Regions from separate parts of the Homo sapiens genome. Here region 1 is linked to region 2. Evidence: chromatin contacts called from ENCODE Hi-C or POLR2A ChIA-PET data. All regions are on one chromosome and are shown on one strand. The core of a region is the stretch at or near the end of the contact, and the rest is flanking DNA. Distances in the headings are between cores, read along the strand shown. Region 1 has its middle 90 kb from the start of TENT5C. Region 2 has its middle 50 kb from the start of TENT5C.

What was found. Hi-C counts contacts between places; a loop is a spot of excess contacts on that map. ChIA-PET counts read pairs that join two places held with the same protein, here RNA polymerase II (POLR2A). Pooled maps may share reads with other maps.
Region 1: POLR2A ChIA-PET joins it to region 2 with 21 read pairs in activated naive CD4-positive, alpha-beta T cell. The contact joins two enhancer-like sites. A Hi-C loop is called at or near these places in 1 of 168 maps with a recorded cell type or tissue (heart left ventricle), 1 of 37 single-sample maps with no recorded cell type and 2 of 50 pooled maps. POLR2A ChIA-PET finds 5 or more read pairs at or near these places in 7 of 52 experiments (AG04450, OCI-LY7, PC-9 and 4 more).

What each region holds. Positions count from the first base shown.
Region 1 is chr1:117,693,446-117,699,429 of GRCh38, reverse strand. It overlaps the pseudogene LOC100192389. Among named protein-coding and RNA genes, the nearest start is that of TENT5C, 90 kb to the right of the region's middle. RefSeq lists an enhancer at 70-649 and a silencer at 698-873. Within about 2 kb of position 3,514, at least 10 of the 41 ENCODE cell types and tissues checked have a DNase peak (open chromatin) inside an H3K27ac peak, as active enhancers do.
Region 2 is chr1:117,652,248-117,658,925 of GRCh38, reverse strand. No RefSeq gene overlaps it. Among named protein-coding and RNA genes, the nearest start is that of TENT5C, 50 kb to the right of the region's middle. RefSeq lists enhancers at 2,106-2,245, 2,606-2,715, 2,866-2,935, 3,754-3,913. Within about 2 kb of position 2,590, at least 13 of the 41 ENCODE cell types and tissues checked have a DNase peak (open chromatin) inside an H3K27ac peak, as active enhancers do.

The DNA.
Region 1 (5,984 bases), core at 2,265-4,764, 40 kb before region 2:
AAATTTTATATATCAACCAGAGGCACACACTAGGGCCTTGATAACATTGTTGTGGTCTTCTAGCTGATAGGCCAAAGAAAGAGGCTGACAAATCCAGTTTCTTAGAAAGAAACATTTAGTAAGGATGTAATGAACAGAAGCCATGTCTGTGTCTTGTTTGGCCACAAGACAAGATGGTGGATCCCCCTACCATTACCCACCAGACCCAGGGATTATATACCACAGGGGAGGGGCACACTTGCCTCAGAGGGAATGAGTAGGGACTTGCCCTAAGGGCAGGCTTTAAGGTGTTTTCTCTTTTAGAAAAGAAACTCTTTTAAGTGTTTCTCTTTTAGAAAAAGAAAGAAAGAAAAGATGTGTAGATGTTCTTACACAAAGAACAATAGATAAACTGGAGCTCTAAAAGGCATTCCTGGAACTGGGGTTAATCAGAAGTCAACCTGGCAGGTTAGCATCCAAGATGGAGCTGCTTTAGTCTCCACAGAGGATCATTAATCCTAATTCTCTGCCAACGCTTTTATCTTCAGAGAAAGAGAATGTGCTGTAACCATATCTTTTATATATCTAATTATAAACTATTCCTTAGAAAAGAGAGGGCTTTTTAGCTTATTGTAAAACTTCCCATTCCGTGTGTTAATTAAGAAAACAGCTAGCCAGAATATCTTTAAGTAATTTTTCTCTCCTTCAAGCTTCTAGACAAAAACAAACCTCTGTGTTATCTTGGGTTCCTCTTGCTCCCTTACCTCCCACACCCAGGAGGCTGCCAAGTGCTGTCAGTCCTGCCCTTGCAACATCTCTTCTGTCGTCCCCACCCCTCTCTCCTGCTGCTGCTTCGGAGTTAGCTTCCTTGCTGGCCTTCTGGTTTCCTGTCTGTCCTCCTCCACTCTGTTGTCCCCATTACTGGTAGATTCATCTTTGTCCAGCGCCTGGGACACAGTCATGGCTTAGAAATGCTCATCAACTCTGAAGCTCTGATTTTTCCAACATCTTATTCAGAATTCTGCAGGCATCCCTCAACCCCATACATGAAGTCTGAACTCTCTAGCCTGCCACTCCAGGCCCTCCCTCATCTGACATCAGCCTACCTGTCCTTGTCACCTACCTGCTCTCATCAGGGAGCTTACATTCTGGACATGCTAAGAAGGACCTGCTTCTAGTGCTCTCCTGCTCCTCATCCTTTGCTCATGGTGTTTTCTCTACTTGCAATGCCTTGTCCCCCAAATACTACCTATTCTGCAAGACTCAAATCCAGTGCCACCTCCTTCTTGAAGCTGTTCCCAATCCCACACAGCCAGGTACATCCTCTCCTTCCTCTGCACTCACTTAGCACTCTCTGTCTCTCATGTGGAACTATTTAAGTACATGTCATTTTGCGTAGTTTGAGAGCAGCATTTGTGTGCATTTGTGTCTTCAGTGCAATGCCACACGTAAAGTGTACAACAGGGTTCCTGGTACACAGTAGGTATTCAATAAAGGTGGGAGCCTCCCCCTTCTGGTAGACGTTTTGAAAGATGAACCACTAAAATCTCATGGCAGCAACAGCAGAACTCCTTTTCTTGAGAAACCCAGGGGGTTCACATTGTGTCTGTCTGCTTATTTTAAGGAAGGTGACATGATGTAGCAGAACACAGCAGACCTGAGTCTGAGTCTGGGCTCTGCCATATAATTCCTTAGAGATTTCAGAACATTTGCCTAACTTCTTTACATTTTTCATCATTAGGGTAGCTTTCTTATTACTATATTAGAACTGTAGAAATTAGGCTTATGAAGCAAGGAGATCCCCTAAAGAGAAAGACTCAGATAAGACCTTTGTTCTTTCACATAATGACAAGGTGATGGACAGACAGATGAGGACAGACAGGAGACTCTATTCTCCCAAGCCATCCATGGCCCCAGCTTCTTTTTGTTCATTGCTCTGCCATTGCCCAGATAAACTAAAGCTTACTCATCAGCTCCACAACCATATCTCTTTCTAGATCCCAGGAAGGCAAGCAAAGAGAAAATAGCTCCTTTTATAAGGACTTCACCCCTAAAGTTGCACAGTCACTTTTGTTCAAATCCTATTGACTAGAATGATATGACCACACTTAGCTACAAGGGAGGCTGAGAAAGGCTTAGCAATCCCAGGCCTCTGATTCTTCAGTCATCCTATTCAGCAATAACTGGGAAGCCACATATACTACCAAAACTCAGAGTAGGAAGGTTCTGTTACCAAAATAAAGCTAAGAATGAATATGGGGGAACAAATACCAGTCTTTGCCATGCCTACCTCACAAAGTTGTTGCAAAGATTAAATGCTAAGATTGGAAAAGCACCCAACATTATGTGCAGCAAAGTAAATACTCATTCCTTCTAATGGAGATCAGCCTTCTCCACTTGCCTAGCAGCTTTCCACATAGCAAGCTCTCACTATGTTTTTAATGAATGAATGCTTACATAAATGAGCTCATTTTAAAGGCTCACCATTGCCAAATAGATAAAACCATTTGTAATTTGCTTATAATTGTTGTTGTATGAAAGCTTGCTGCCAAAGTAGTTTACTGTTTAAGTGGATAGGAATCTCTCTTTCTACATCATCAATTTGCTAAACAAATGGAATTATGCTGAATACTCCTAAGCCTCAAAAATTCCCAAATGAGCCGGACTAACATTATTAGATATCTACTGGCTTAGTATGTGATTGCTAAGCTACATTTTATGTGGATCTCTGCCATTTCTCCAAAGAGCAGATAGCACATTAAGTGATCCATGCCAGCCCCTCACATTCTTTGGTTTGAGCATTTATGCTTAGACTGTCTCCAGGGACACCAGGATGGAGAAGTGGATGGGCAGGCCAGTGGGGGTTCTGCTCTCCTGGAAGCCCCAGGAGAAACTGAGAGCATTAGGGGAGCCCTGCAGCTGGAGGTCTCTGCAGCCTGTGACTCCTGGGAATAAAGGACATGGGGGAAGGCTGTTCCAGATTGAGAGTGGGTGGCTCAGCTGTCAGGGATACCTGGGATTTTTCTCCCCCATGTTAAGCACTTAGCAGCCTCAAAATCCATTTCTGTTTAGTTTAGGCCTGTTGCTAGGGCTCTAGTGCTGTAGCCTGTTGCCTTAGTCAGTGGAGTCTCAGACTACTTTGCCGGAAAGTTCTTCAGCAGTGACTCAGCAAAGGACTTACAATGTCCAGAAATTGTCATTTAAAGCAATTCCCAGAGCTCTGGGAAACAGAGCAAACTGACGTAAACAGAAAAGCAACTTTTGGATGGCTAGAGAGAAGCAGCTACTGCTTCACTAGATGCAGGGTCCAGAGAAAGCCCTGGAAATGACCAGCAAAGGGTGCAAACCCGCCTTCACCCCCTTCCCAAACAAACTCTGTGAGAACCCAGGGCAGCCCCGCTGGAGGGAGGAATCAGGGTGGTTGTGACCGCCACCAATCAGCCAATCAGCACCAACGCTCTAACAACCCAGATTCCCCAGTTCTGGTCTGGCAGCTTCCCCTGTCTCTCTTCCTCCCTCAGCATCATCTCACTGGAAACAACTTCCCACTCCCTCCTCTTCGATTCCGTCAGAGTTGCTGTGTTAACCTCTTCTCTACCTTCTCGAAACCTCAGGATTTATATACTAAGATATTTCCTGAAATTGGATTGTGCTAACCAAATCTCTCATAATCTGCTCTTGGCTAGCTAATTGGACTCCTAGTTTAGTATCAAGATTTCTGGCAAGAAAATGCATTTTTAATTATGTATGTGTATGTGTGTAATCATATGGGTGTATATATAGATATATGTGTGTATATATAACTGTATGCGTGTGAATATAAATGTGTATATATGCACATATATATATATATATATATATATAATATAATAATATTTTGGGATGCCTCCTATGTCTCAGGCATTGTTCCATGTACAAGAATACAGCAGTGAGTAAAACAGGCTAAGAACCTTCCTCCATGAAGATTAGGGCAGACTCACAATAAATAAATATTACATAGTATGTGGGTATCTGTACACATACTATGTGCACACACACGCACACACGTACACACACAGTGGCTGGCACATAGCAAGTTTTCAATAATTAGATGTCCATTAAAAATAATGAGAGCAGCCAGGTGTGTTGGCTTATGCCTGTAATCCCAGCATTTTTGGAGGCAGAGATGGGAAGATCGCTTGAGCCCAGGAGTTTGAGTTGAGACTAGCCTTGGCAACGTAGTGAGACCCTGTCTCTATAAAAAAAAAAAAAAATTAATTAGCTGAGCATGATGGCTCATGCCTGTGATTCCAGCTACTAGGAAGGCTGAGGTGGGGGGATTGCTTGAGCCCAGGAGTTCAAGGCTGCAGTGAACTATGATCGTGCCACTGCACTCCGCTGGCCTAGGTGACAGAGCGGGACTCTGTCTCAAATAAAAATAAAATAATGTGAACTAATATATATTGAGTATTTATTATGTGCCAAGTGCTTTTTAAATTCTTAATAACCCTATAAAATAGAAGCTAGTATTATCTCCATTTACAGATGGAAAACTGAGGCCGAGAGAGATCATACAGCTAGGAGGTAGGAATGTGCGATCTGAGCCCAGACACTGTCTTTAGACCCTTCCTTCCTTATTCTTCCTCTTGAAAATGGGCTGTCTTTATAAAAAGGCAAGCTGTAAACTGCTCTATGTCTGCCGGTGCTATTCTAAGAAGAGCAAGTCTCTTAGAATAGAGGCTTTTCTTAGAAGAAAAAAAGTCTGGGGCAAAGAGAAACTTTAAGCTGGGTTAGCAACACAGCTCTGGAACTATTTTGACTATGTTGCCTGCAACATAATTTTTCTCTCCAGTTCTGCTTTTATCTGACAGCAGGAAAGAGGCAAAAAAAAAAAAAAAAAAAAAAAAAAGACAGCCTTTCCTCAGGTAAATCATAAACATATAGTTTTAAGTGTTTCTCGTTTAGAAAAAGAAAGAAAGAAAAGACAAGGCTAAGTGATCTCAATATATTTTTCCACATGGAGCACCTGAGAGAGAACATAATTCTTGTTGATTCTCAAAAGAGTGAAAGGAAAAGGTGGGGAAAGGAATCAGAAAAAATACCTTCAGGAGGGTTCTGATTACTGGTCAAGCCCTGCCTCAAGCCTTTGAGACCCACTGGGCTAAATAAAAGTTTCTTATAAAGGATTTCAGGAATCAAGACGTTAAAGAGCTCCAAAGGGCCTTAAATGAAAGGGTTAAGCCTAAAAATGATTCACTGTGAGTTATTTTTATAATCACTATATTTTAGTTGGTATTTGCTGAGTACCTACTCTGTACAAAGGAGCTTGCTAGATCTCTTATAGACATTATCTAATTTAGAGTTAGAAATGTGTTATCTGCATGAGCTTGAAAGAAAACCAGAAATTGGCTGGGCGTGGTGGCTCATGCCTGTAATCCCTACACTTTGGGAGGACGAGGCAGGCTGATCACTTGAGGCCAGGAGTTTGAGACTATCCTGGCCAACATGATGAAACCCTGTCTCTACTAAAAATACAAAAATTAGCTGGGCGTGGTGGCACAATAGTCCCAGCTACTTGGGAGCCTGAGGCAAGAAAATTGCTGGAACCCAGGAGGTGGAGGTTGCAGTGAGCCGATTGCATTGCACCACTGCACCACTCCAGCCTGGGCAACAGAGCAATACTCTGAGAAAGGAAAGGAAAGGAAAGGGAAAAGGGAAGGGAAAAGGAAGAAAGAAAAGAGAGACAGAAAAAGAAGAAAGAAAGAAAGAAAAGAAAGAAAGAAAGAGAGAAAGAGAAAGAAAGAAAGGAAAGAAAGAAAGAAAGAAAGAAAGAAAGAAAGAAAGAAAGAAAGAAAGGAAGAAAGAAAGGAAGGAAGGAAGAAAGGAAGGAAGAAAGAAAGGAAGGAAGGAAGGAAGAAAGAAAGGAAGAAAAACGAAAGGAAGGAAGGAAGAAAAAAGGAAGGAAGGAAGGGGACAGAAAGAGAGAAGGGAAGGAAGGAAGGAAGGGAAGGAAACCAGAAATTGGT
Region 2 (6,678 bases), core at 1,341-3,840:
TTGAGAGCAGGATGCTTTGCAGCTCAGGAAACCCAGAAACCCTAATTGTCCCCACAGAACCACAACACACACTGAGGCCCCAGCACAGGGTCTCCTTCATGCCACGATTAGCTTCCTCTGAGGCCAGCTTCAATCCTCTTCACATCAGGACCTTGAGACCCTTCTCCAAGTCCCTGTCATGCAAGACTGCAGGCTGGTGTACCTCCCCCTCCCTCTGCATCCCACACCCCCTCAAACACACACACAGCAGGCCCCTCCTTGGTGCCCATCCCTTCCCATCCTCACTCAACAAATGGCCTCCTTTCATTGACCTGGTTGGGTAGCCTTGTGCCCTTCCTGGAACCTGCTGGATGTGAAATTGTTTAGAAACTCCACACCAAGCTACTCTAGGGACTTATTTTCAGCCATTCCTCTCACCAATACAGCTCAGCTTCCCTCCATGAACATGAAGCCTCCAGCAGTTTTCAATCCCTAGGGTGTGTATTTCAGATTTCAAGGGCAATGTGAACAGCCAGCAGCCCAAGGGACATTTGCCAAGAGCATCTATCCATGGCATCTTGTATTAACCAGCAGAAAGCCAGAAGCACCGTGCAAGGAGGAGACAGGCCACGCACTGGCTTCATTTGTGCTGTGCTGCCACTAATGTCCCCCAAATGCTCTCTATTATCCTTGTAATCATCCCCAAACATGCACAAAGCCACATGGTCAATGCAGCCCACTGGCATACGCTTTCGTCCTGGCAGCCATGATGTCCTGTTGGGGAAATAGGTTACCACATAAAGCACCAAACACCATCCAGCAGCACCTGTGCCCTGAGCCCAATCAGCAGCACGGACACTCCTAAGATGACACAAGTTCTGGGAAATATATTGAAAAATAAAAATGGATTGATGTCTTTTTCATCTTTGTAGCCCAATGCCTGGCACATGGTATGAGCTCAAAAATGTGTATAAAATGAGTGAATAATTTTGTGAAAAAAATTTTTTAAAAATTAAAAAATAAAAATAATTAGTATTTGAATCAAACATCAGTTTAACTTTCTCATGTAGTTGGTATTTCTTATATTTTCTTTAACAAAGTAAAATTGAGTTTTTTTGGGCCAAAAGAACAAGGAACTAATTAGGTAAGATTTTTTCGTTTAAAAAAAAACAGTTAAGCTATTTTGTTTTAAATAAATATTACATTACGAACATTGAGTTTTAAGCGTTGCCTTAAAGATAACATTCTATCTATTAGACTCTGTGATCTGGGGTGTTTTTTTTTTTTTTTTCTAATGATCTGAGAGACTCGGCTCAGAGGTAAATCCAAAGAAACAAATGGAAATTTTGCATGGTTTTGTCTACTTCTGTGACAATTCACCGACTCACACAAAACATCAGCTATACCTTCCCCATCTCCCAGTATGGAGACTGAGCCATTTGGATCACAGAACAGGATCAACAGCCTGATCCATCTGCCAGTGGGAAAAGCGGATGTTCCTGTTGTCTAAAAGAATCAGACCCTCCCAAAAGGGTCAATACAGCAGTGCACATATTCTCTAAAAATGGCATGTAAAAGCCTGTCACCTGATGTTTCTTTCCCTGCATTGATTACACTGTACCTTGTCTCTGCCCTCACTTGGATTCCCAGTCAGGGGAATCAGCTTACCCATTGCTTCTTCTGGGAAGTCTTCCCCAGCCCCCAACTAAGTCGTGTCCTTCTTTACACTCTTTGCTATTAGTCATCACATTGGCAGCCCCAGCAGTAACTGAGCTATAAGCTCTGCAAAGACTTGCCTGTCTGTCTCACCAAGGCTCAACACGATGCCTGTCACATGGCGGGTGTTCCAAACTAGTCTATGAATGAATAAAGGAAGGAAGGAACATTCCCTGAGAACTAGGCAGTCTCTTCCAGATTTTTAGGCACTAGGGTCTCAATGGTCAGACACCTTTAGGCTCTTTTCAAACACATGCCTTCCCAAACAGACTTGTCTTCTGTCCCATAAAGAGCAGAATCAAATAAAAATCTGCTCGAATGGATTTTCAGCATTCGAAAATTTCAGCATTTCAAATCCCCAGCATTCTTCTAGAACATCGGAATGGGCAAACAACAGCTCATGAACTAAAGCTGTACTGAACCATGCTCACGCATTCACGAATTGTCTATGGCTGAACTAAACACACTGCAAGGGCAGAGCTGAGTGGTCGCAACAGAGATGGTCTGGACCCCAGAGCCTGCAAGATTTACTGTCTTCCGCTTTTCAAAAACTGTGCAGAGCCTGGCTGTAGAACTTCAAAGCAGTTGAGGGTCAGAAGAGAATTCAGGAACAAACAGAAGTGTAAACACAGTAGCACTTGGGTGTGAGGGGGCCCCCAGATGCAGACTGCCCAAAGAGGGTGAAGGTTCGAGCTGGGACAGCGGGGGTGAGACTGTCAGAAGAGGTAGTCTGTAGTTGGAGCCCCAGGAAGGAGCTTCCGAAACCGCCACATGTGGTGAGGAGTGTGTGGGTTTGACACAAGATAGACCCGGGCTGAATCTGCCTTCATGGTTTGCTGGCTGTGTGATCTTGGGCAGGTTTTGTTGTCACCCCGGGCTTTGGCTTCTTCAACTCTACAAGACGCCGCCTACATCACAAGGTTTCTGTGAGCTTTTGATGAAATCAGCAACAGAATCAAGTGCGTCTCTGAGAGCTGACGCAGCACAGTGCTTCAGAGCCTGGGCTCTCAAGGTTCCAGCTGAGGTCCAGCTTCAAATTCTGCCTCTAGCTCTTGGGGCCTCTGGGTCCTGAGAAGTGCCCAGCCCCTGTGTGCCCATTGCCTCATCTCGCACGTGAGGAGGGTAACCATTCCCAGCCAAGAGCTACTATAAGTATTAAATTCCAAAAGCAGGAAAAGTGCCCTGCACAGCACTTGGCACCCAGGGGGTTCCCTTTGCTCTTACTACTGAATTGTCCAGCATGCCCCAACCCATGGCAGGCGCTCAGTAACTCTGATTTCCTTCCATCCTTCCTTTTCTATGTGGTCAGAAGAGTGGTGTGACAGAGAGGCCCGGTGCTGGGAATCCACGTTTGCCCTGCTGCCAACTTGCTGTGTGGCTTTGCGCAGCTCACACAAATGTTGTAGATCACTAAAATGTTGCTTATAAAATGAAGGGGTTAGTCTAGATTCAGTGTTCCAAAACCCTGAAGGAACAAACTCTGATGTGATGAGAATCTCTCAGGAACCTGGTAAAACATCCAGCTTCTTGAGAAGATTTTTAGAGATTCCCTTAGAATTCTGGAGACCTGGAATGGGCTGAGGTTAGAATTTGTCTTTTAAATGGGTACTTTGGGCGATTCTTGACATTAAGGTGGTCAAGAGCTCAATGAGCTCGAAGGTCCTTTAGAGCTGTAAAGTCCTGAATGCTCTGGTCCCACAATCCACATCAAGTGTGTGTGTGTGTGCGTGTGTGTGTGCACGCGTGTGCGCGTGTGTGTATATGTTTTGAGAGGGAGAGAAGTTGTGTCTCCGGACTGATTTAACTGTCAACTGGGCACTCGATTTCAAAAAGATTTGAGGCTGTTAGCTTGACGTTGCATGATCATCTCACGTCCTGGCAGCCAATCTGCAGGGGTGAGCTGTTTGTCGCTTTCTCCTGACTCATGTTTGCTTATCTCCAGAAAACTCTGCACCTTCCAAACGGGCACTGCCCCAGGGCCTGCAGCTGGAGTGTCCCAGGCAGCCATTCTCGTAGGCAGCGCTTTCACAATTTTCTAGAAAATTCACCATTTTCCCAGCCCCACTCAGCATGGGTAGGGGCTCCACCAGGCCATGTGTGAGGGAGTCAGCAGCCAGAATGTGGAGCCCAGAGGCGGGAGGGGGCAGGGGCACACACCAGAGGCAAGAGGCTGAGCTGGTAGGGGTGGTAAGAGCACTTGTCTTTGGAATCAGAAGCCTACTCCCTGAGTCCCAGATCTGCCAATTACAAATTGCATGCCTTGGGCAAATTACTTTACATGTCCAAGTCTCAGTTTCATCATCTATAAATTATCTGTGCAGAAGGCACTTCTGAGAGTTCAATGAGATCATGGCCAGCCTGTATAGTAAATAGTGAAACTGACCCAGCTCACAAGTGGTTACCATCTCCATACAGCATTGTTTCCCAGTTCTCTTGAAAGCTACACCTGCGTACCACCAAGTTTCTAGACTAAACCCAGTTTTTTTCAGACACATAGACTGTGGAAATGCAAATACTGTAACATCCGGAGAGCACTGTAAGTTACCCTCCCTTCCTGCCTGTTTTCAGCCTTATCAGTAAAATCACTGAATCCCCTAGGCCTCAGTGCCCAGCCTCAGGGTTTGTTGAGAGAGGGAAGACCCAGAGGGCAAGGGTAAAGATTGACCCAGAGACTCAGAGGGTAACAGAGCTGTCCTGGGCTCAGGGAGCTGCAGGTGGGCTCTGCAGGGCATTGACCGTGTGCTTGTGCACCTCTGGGTGTGTGTGTGCTTTCCTTTGTATGTAATTAGTTGTAAATGCACATATTGGTATGTGTGTGTAGCAGGTGTCCACACTGTCTGGGTGTATGTGACCCTACAGAGTATTTTTTCTCCAGAAGTCTCCTCCCTAGCTCATCGAATTGAAGCCCACACACTAAAAACGGGAGGCTGTGGTTTTGATTCTGGCTGTCCCCTAGTCCCTGCCTATCAGGCTACACGTGGGGACTGCAGGCCCCGTGGGTGGCTGAGGAAATGAGTGGGTGAGTGGGCCTCGTTGTGGGTACTCCGCTGCCTCTGCCAAGCTCCCTAGCCTCCTCCCCCTCCCCCTTCAATTCAACAAGGCTCTCACTTGCATTATTCCGTGAAGCCTTATGAGAAACCTGTACAGACACTAGCATTAAAGAGCCAAAGATTGCCAGAGCCGAAAGAGATCTTAGAGATACATAGTCCTACTTCCTACTACAGAGGAGGAAACTCTAAAGCACAGAGAGGTGAAGTGACTTGCCCAAGGTCACACAGCCAGTTGCTGGTATTCTCCTTTATTCATGGACGAGCATTTGTTTGCATTCCTGCTATGCATCTGGAACTGTGCCAGGTGCTGGAGAAGATGCCAGGAAGCCTAACTCAGGTCAGGAGCCAGAGGAATTATTTAGGAAATGACATTTAAGCCATCACTTCCCAGAAGGGTGACTGACAACAACTAAGTCGGAAGAAAGGCCCACGCAGGGGAAACTCTGCAGGGAAGGGCTCCGAGGTTTGAAAGAGCTTCACATGTTCAAGGAGGACAGGAGCGAGGGTGTGAGGATGGGGAGATAAGTAGAGGCCAACTCGTGCAGGGAATGTGAATGTTATCCCACACACTGAGGGAACATGTAAGCTGGGGAGGGCAATAGTTTTAAAAGACCATTTTTCAAGAAGACACTGGCGGGAGCAGGAGCAGAAGTAGAGATGAGCTCTGTGCTGTTCCTCCTGTGCTGTCACAGGCAGGCACAACCTCACTACACCTCACAACAGCCCTAGGAGGGGTGCTGTGTGCCCTCTTCTTCCAAGAGGCCAGGGCCTGCCTAGATGCCGCTCAGCTGGCAACCTGTGGAGCCAGCACTCCAATTTCACACTTTTGCCTGCTAAGCCTTAGTCCCTTTTCTTTAAATTGTCTCCCATTTACTCTTCAGCCCCCTGGGATAGGGCTTTGTCTCCTCTGCTCCCTGCACCTGACTCTACAAAGTCACAGTGATGTGCGGCATCCATTCGCCTGTCTGTACAGGACTTGATGCTGCCAACCGCTCCTCCCCTGGCTCCTAGGACATTGCATTGTCCTGGTTCTCCACCCGCCTCTCTGTCCACTCCTCAGCCTTCTCCGGTTTTTCCACCTTTGCTAATTCTTCCTGGATAGATGCTCCTCAAGGAATCTGTCCTGGCTGACTCTTGCTTGCTTGGGTGCTTTACACCACAGAGGAGGCTCCAGTTACCATCTCCTCACTGTGATTCCCAGTTGTCCATCCCTAGCCGGCCTCCTGGTCTGGAGCTCTGAAACTATACTGGTAATTATCTGCATCCTCTTCTGGAAATCAGCATGACCAAAGACCCCAGACCTTCTATCCATGTTTTCTTCTCTTGGTTAATGACATCACCGTCTACCAAATTTCCCACTGCAGAAACGTATTCCCACGCCTCTCCCTACACATCATTTCTTCCACATCTAATCTGTCATATGTCATCCAATATTACTTTCTAAATCCTTTTTCAGTCTTTCTTTCCCATCCCTATGGCTACTACCCTAATTCATGTCCTATCAACCTCCTTGGCAAGGTATACAGGGCCCCAGGGGTGAAACTAGGATGAAGGGGCCTATGCCCATTCATCATGGCCTGTCATAACAGGAAGCCAACTCAGAGGCATCAGGCCTTCTTCCAGAGAAAGAATGTCATCTCTGTGCAGGGGTGGCTAAGAGAAGGCCAGCTCTCCCTAACCCAATGAGACCAGCATGTGGGTTTGCACAAATCTGTCCTGGGTAGGTCTCCCTGCCCCTCTCTCTCACCAATATGGCACTTCCCTCCCCAAAGGGACCCATCACTGCCAGCCATGCCCCATCACATATTCACACAACTCACGGTTGCTTAACCTGGTGGACAGATTCTAAGATGGCTCTCAATGCTCCCTGCCTCCTGGCATGTAGGTCCCTTTGTCTGTCTCTCTGTTGACTGTGGGCAGGACCTATGACTTG